2 separate regions of the Homo sapiens genome follow, and region 1 is linked to region 2. A link is an interaction called in ENCODE POLR2A ChIA-PET data of the cell type or tissue named here. Cell type or tissue: MCF 10A. All regions are shown on one strand. Each heading gives the region's core, and the rest is flanking DNA. Links, peaks and the distances in the headings are about the cores only.

The links. ChIA-PET counts read pairs that join two places held together with the same protein. Peaks named below come from ENCODE experiments on the same cell type or tissue, not always from the same donor. Only the 100,000 strongest peaks of a DNase experiment are listed, where the experiment ranks them.
Region 1: POLR2A ChIA-PET joins it to region 2 with 6 read pairs; 2 of 35 experiments call an interaction of 5 or more read pairs at or near these places.

The regions. Positions count from the first base shown.
Region 1 is chr1:145,789,639-145,792,548 of GRCh38, forward strand. The region is part of intron 1 of RNF115 (ring finger protein 115); the gene reads right to left. Among named protein-coding and RNA genes, the nearest start is that of RNF115, 33 kb to the right of the region's middle. In MCF 10A, for the core only: no CTCF peak of the experiment used is centred there; no DNase peak of the experiment used is centred there.
Region 2 is chr1:145,956,339-145,959,248 of GRCh38, forward strand. It overlaps LIX1L (limb and CNS expressed 1 like), which reads right to left and starts at 1,679. Exons shown (of 6, transcript NM_153713.3): 1 at 1,298-1,679. The coding sequence starts at 1,589. RefSeq lists silencers at 1,334-1,613, 1,644-1,733. In MCF 10A, for the core only: no CTCF peak of the experiment used is centred there; DNase peaks (open chromatin) are centred at 1,193 and 1,733.

The DNA.
Region 1 (2,910 bases), core at 217-2,716, 170 kb before region 2:
CTACCTGCCTCAGCCTCCCAAAGTGCTGGGATTACAGGTGTGAGCCACCACACCCGGACTTCTTTTTTTTTTTTTTTTTTTTTTTTTGAGATGGAGTCTCGCTCTCTTGCCCAGGAGCTAGAGTGCAATGGTGTGATCTCAGCTCACTGCAACCTCCACCTCCTGGGTTTAAGTGATTCTCCTGCCTCAGCCTCCCAGGTAGGTGGGATTACAAGCCCCTGGCTAATTTTTGTATTTTTAGTAGAGACAGGGTTTCACCATGTTGGTCAGGCTGGTCTCAAACTCCTGACCTCAGGCGATCCACCCGCCTCGGCCTCCGAAAGTGCTGGGATTACAGGCACGAGCCACCACGCCCAGTCCCGGCCTAGTTTTTTCTATTATACTCTGGCAAATATAGAATTCCATAAAATATTTGCAGAATTGCTTCATAGCTACCTAAGTGGTTTCCACTGACAGCTGAAAGGTAGAGTGTCAAAGATTTTTTTATTTTAAAATTTAGGTTATTTATTTGTTTATTTAGAGACGGAGTTTCACTCTTGTTGCCCAGGCTGGAGTGCAATGGTGCGATCTTGGCTCACCACAACCTCTGCCTCCCAGGTTCAAGAGATTCTCCTGCCTCAGTCTCCCGAGTAGCTGGGATTACAGGCATGCAACACCACGCCTGGCTAATTTTGTATTTTTATTAGAGACGGGGTTTCTCCATGTTGGTCAGGCTGGTCTTGAACTCCCGACCTCAGGTGATCCCCCTGCCTCAGCCTCCCAAAGTACTGGGATTATAGGCATGAGCCACTGCGCCCGGCCTTTTTTTTTTAAGACAGAGTTTCGCTCTTGCTGCCCAAGCTGGAGTGCAATGGCACGGTCTTGGCTCACTGCAATCTCTGCTTCCCAGGCTCAAGCCATTCTCCTGCCTCAGCCTCCCAAGTAGCTGGGATTATAGGCACCTGCCACCATGCCCAGCTAATTTTGTATTTTTAGTAGAGACGGGGTTTTACCATGTTGGTCAGGCTGGTCTCGAACTCCTGACCTCAGGTGATCTGCCTGCCTTGGCCTCCTAAAGTGGTGGGATTACAGGTGTGAGCCACCGTGCCTGGCCTATTTTTTTAATTAGAATGAATTCATCGTCCAATTTTTTCTTCAAATCTAACAAAAAAGCTCCACTATATACATATCAACGCAGTAAAACATTATAATAATGATGGGTATAGAAACTGCTACTTTTTAGTCTGGGCGCGGTGGCTCACGCCTGCAATCCTAACACTTTGGGAGGCTAAGGTGGGCAGATCACTTGAGGTCAGGAGTTCAAGACCACCCTTGCCAACATGGTGAAACTCCATCTCTACTAAAAATGTAAAATTAGCTGGGGTGTGGTGGCGTGTGCCTGTAGTCCCAGTTACTTGGGAGGCTGAGGCAGGAGAACTGCTTGAACCCAGGAGGCAGAGGTCGCAGTGAGCCCAGATAGTGCCATTGCACTTCAGCCTGGGCGACAGATCGAGACTCTGTCTCAAAAAAAAAAAGTAAGAAACTGCTACTTTTTACTATGTAAAGAAAGAGACTACTACTTTTTACTGTGTACATACAAAAGACATAAACTGGGCCAGGTGTGGTGGCTCATGCCTGTAATCCCAGCACTTTCGGAGGCCAGGCAGGCAGATCACCTGAGGTCGGGAATTCGAGATCAGCCTGACCAACATGGAGAAACCCCATCTCTACTTAAAAAAAAAAAAAAAATTAGCCATGGTGGCACATGCCTGTAATCCCAGCTACTCGAGAGGCTAAGGCAGGAGAATCGCTTGAACCCAGGAGGTCAAGGTTGGAGTGAGCCAAGATCACGCCATTGCACTCCAGCCTGGGCAACAAGAGCGAAACTCCACCTCAAAAAAAAAAAAAAAGAGAAAGAGAGACATAAACTGAATAACAGCATAAATCAATTTGTAGACTAGGAACAATGAGGCAGTACAATATTTCTATTCTATCTTCTGTTTATCAATGGTTCCAAACAAGACCTAACAATTCTCAAATACCCTACAGAAATGGCAATTCAAATAACCAAAACAATTCCATTAATTCAATTTCTATTTCCTTCAGTAATACATCTTTCTTTTAAGTAATATCAAGCTTTGGGGATAAGAATACACTTTAGAGACTGCCTTATAATAATTTTTTAAAGTATATTTTAACTACCTATTAAAATAGACCTGAGAAACACATTTTTTTTTAAACCTCATCCTAGACTCCAAAGGCATGGGAAAGACATTTTCAACCATTTTGTTTCTTTTTTATTTTTTATTTTATTTTATTTATTTATTTTTTTGAGACAGGATCTCACTCTGTTGCCCAGGCTGGAGTGCAGTGGCACAGTTTTGGCTCACTGTAGCCTTGACCTCCAGGGCTCAGGCAATCCTGCCGGCCTCAGCTGGGACCACAGGCACATACCATGACCAGCTATTTGTATTTTTGGTAGAGATAAGGTCTTGCCACGTTGCCCTGGCTGGTCTGAAAGAACTCCTGAGCTCAAGCAATCTGCCCACCTTGGCCTCCCAAAGTGCTGGAATTACAGGCATGAAACACTGTGCCCAGTTCAACTATTTTCTTATGCCATATAGTTTCTGAACCCTAAATTTTGTTTTACCTGAAGATGATGTAAGCTGTATTTGGCTCTTCAAAGAAAGACAGGATGGTAATTCAAACACTGAAACACTTTTTTTCTAAAGAGATGGGGTCTCATTCTGTCACCTAGACTGGAGTGCAGTGGCACAATCACGGCTCAAGGCAGCCTCGAACTCCTGTGCTCAAGTCATCCTCCCAAAGTGCTGGGATTACAGGCAAAACCCACCATGCCTGGCCCTCAAGTGCTTTTTTAAAAGAAAAAAAAAATCCCTCATGTCAAAAAGATTAGTTTCTTGAGGAGAC
Region 2 (2,910 bases), core at 219-2,718:
AGAGTGGGAAAAAGTGAAGCATGTTCTACTTAAGGAACTATGAACCAACAAATTTGAGATAATAATCATTTTTAGGTTATATGTCATTTGCAATGTCTCAGTCAATCCATATTGTAACCCTTGAAGAAACTGAAGCTCAGTGAAATTAAGTCCCTTCCCCAAAGATTTGGCTGGTAAGTGACAAAGATCTCCAAAGCCTGTGTGTGCTCTTTTCACTAAACTTTCTTAAAAAAAGAAAATCTACAGAAAAGCCCTGTAACTTTTCTCTGTATTATTGTTAAACAGAAAGTTAAAGATATAGTCACTTCCAGGTCAGGCAGGACCTGGCCAAGCAGACAGAAGGGATGTCTTGTAAATTCCAGGCTTAAATTCTGTATTCCACACCCTTCACTATATATTCCTTATTACTTACACTATAAATCTGGAACTCAAACTCAGACAGGAAACTACCCTAGTTAAACGAAAACAACAAAGAAAACCCTCACATCCCTCTTTCCAGAAATTAACGAAGTTTTCTAACTGAAATAGAGTTTCTAACCTGGCACATTTCCACAGAATTTAACATTGAAAGAGCCAAGGCCTGGGATTTATCCTCAGTTCCTGGGCAAGGGCCAGGAAAACACAGCCAGACAGAAAGGCTGGAGTTGTGAGTCTCCATACTAAAAAAGATACCAAAGTAAGGTACTGAGCCACAGGAAGCTGCTGTGAGTTCAGTGGTACAGGTCCGGATTTAAATACACAATTACTATGAGTGACTTGTGAAGGCACTACCTAGTTCCCCAGTAAATCTGAAGTTGCACTGAAATTTCAGAGTGAAGGTAAGTAAGTAAAGAATTTAACAGTCAAGGTTAAGGGGCTGGAGCAAATTAACAGGTGAGTCCAGGAATTGCAGAGATCACAGAGGAAAGACTGAGAGGGTATGGATGAGAAATTGGATCTGAAATAAAAGACAGGATCCCACACAATGAGGACTGGTTCTCAAAGGCAGAGAGATGTTAAGGTATTAAGCTGGAGGAGGAATTCCATTTCTAAAGGAGAAAAGCTTAGGAAGAAAAGAGGATTGTATCTGAAAAAGAGTCCCTGGAGAATATATTAATAACTCAGTAAAGGGGAGGAGGTAGGAGGCTTAAACGTGTGTATGAGTGTGTGCGTCTGTGCGTGTGCGTAGCCCAGAAGGAAACTCCCCAAAAGGAAATGCATGTGAGGGCTCCACGCCAGGAAAAGCGATCCGGAGGACTGTGGGAGCAAGGCTCCCTTACAGAGGGTGTCGCGCAGGAGGCCAGACCCGCAGACTCACCTCGGCCATAGCCCTGCGTGTGCTTGGCGAAGCTCCTCACCACGGCCTCCACGGCCTCTCGCAGCACTGCCGGGCTGCCGGCGGCGCCGGGGGGCAGGGGTAGTCCTGGGGCCCCAGACAGGAGCAGCGGCGGCGGGGGCGGTGCGGGAGGCGGCGGGGCAGGCGGGGGGCCCGCAGGGGGTGTGGCGGTGGCGGCCGCGGCCCCAGTCACTCCGGGCCGCAGCGCTCGGAGAGTGCCCCTCCCGCTGGTGCCCACACCAGGCTGCAGCCGCTGCGCTCGCATAGTCTCCATCCCGGCCGCCAATGGAGTAGCGCCCCGGAGCCTGCCAGCCTGCCGAGCTAACGGTCCCAACCACCCCAGTCAGCTAGCGCCTGGGGACTCAGGGCGGTGCCAGGGCCGAACCTTCAGTCAAGTGGGGGCGGGGACGAGCTAGGTCCCATGCCAATCACCAGTGATGGGGCGGGAGCTGGAGGGCTCCTGCTCCGCCATAGGCAAATTATTGAGGAGGGTGGGGATTCTCAGAACCAATTGCAAAGAGAAAAAGCGTATCCTCTGAAAGGCAGACGCAGAGCTTCGGCGCGTCTTTGGGAGTCCTGTGGCAAGCACTAGAAAGCAGGACAGAATCTTGGGGCTGGGCTTGAAGAAAAAAATGGGCCTAGATGCAAGATTGGGGAGGATTGCAGACAGAGTAGAGATCATTTTGTCCTACCATTTCATTTCACAGATTGCAGGTGAGGATATTGTGGCTCAGAGAAGTAATTCGACTTGTCCAACATCATATGCAATTGGTGGTGGAGCTAAGGCAAGAAAGATACTGACATTTAATGAACATAAACTATGCAATGTACTGTAGTGCATGTCTTATTTACAATCACAATCACTAACTAGATTTTGTTATTTTAGGGATAAGGAAACAGATGCTGAGGGAAGCTAGAAAAATGGCCAAAATTAAATAGCTAAGAGATGGCAAAGTGGAATTCAGAGTTTAAGCATAGGTGTTCTGATTCCCAATATTTTTATCTTTTTACTATGCCACATTGTTGGGTAAATTTCTGAGTTCACTTATTCTAAGTAGAGGAAGGGAATAAGAGAGAGTGGGATGGGCAAGTCTCTTTGCCTCCCATTAGAGTGAGAAAGAGTTAGGATACATGCAGAAAATTAGCAAACTGAGAAGTCCAGTTGGGGGAATTAAGAAAATTACCCTTGTTGGTATAATATGTCAGACTGGGTTCCTCTGATTACTTTGCACACACACACACACTTGCACACATGCACACACACACACTCTACATACCCTTTATCATGTGGTCACCAGGCCATTTTTGCTTAGGTGAGATTATATTAACTGCTTCCCCCCATCTCTCCTACAGTGGCTCAGAAATCAAAGATGGGGAAATAGAGGCCAGAAGTAGAAGAAAATAGAAGAAACACACTTGGTGAAATGAAAATTAGACCCTGAATAAAAACTGTGAGTAGTCAAGAAATAGGAAGTTTCAAAAGGAGACAGTTAATCTACTGGGATATATCTGCTGATGATGGAGGGAGGAACTCTTTGTAGGAACCTTAAAGAATTCAAGGTTGGACATAGAGGAAACTGGAGGAAATGAAATCC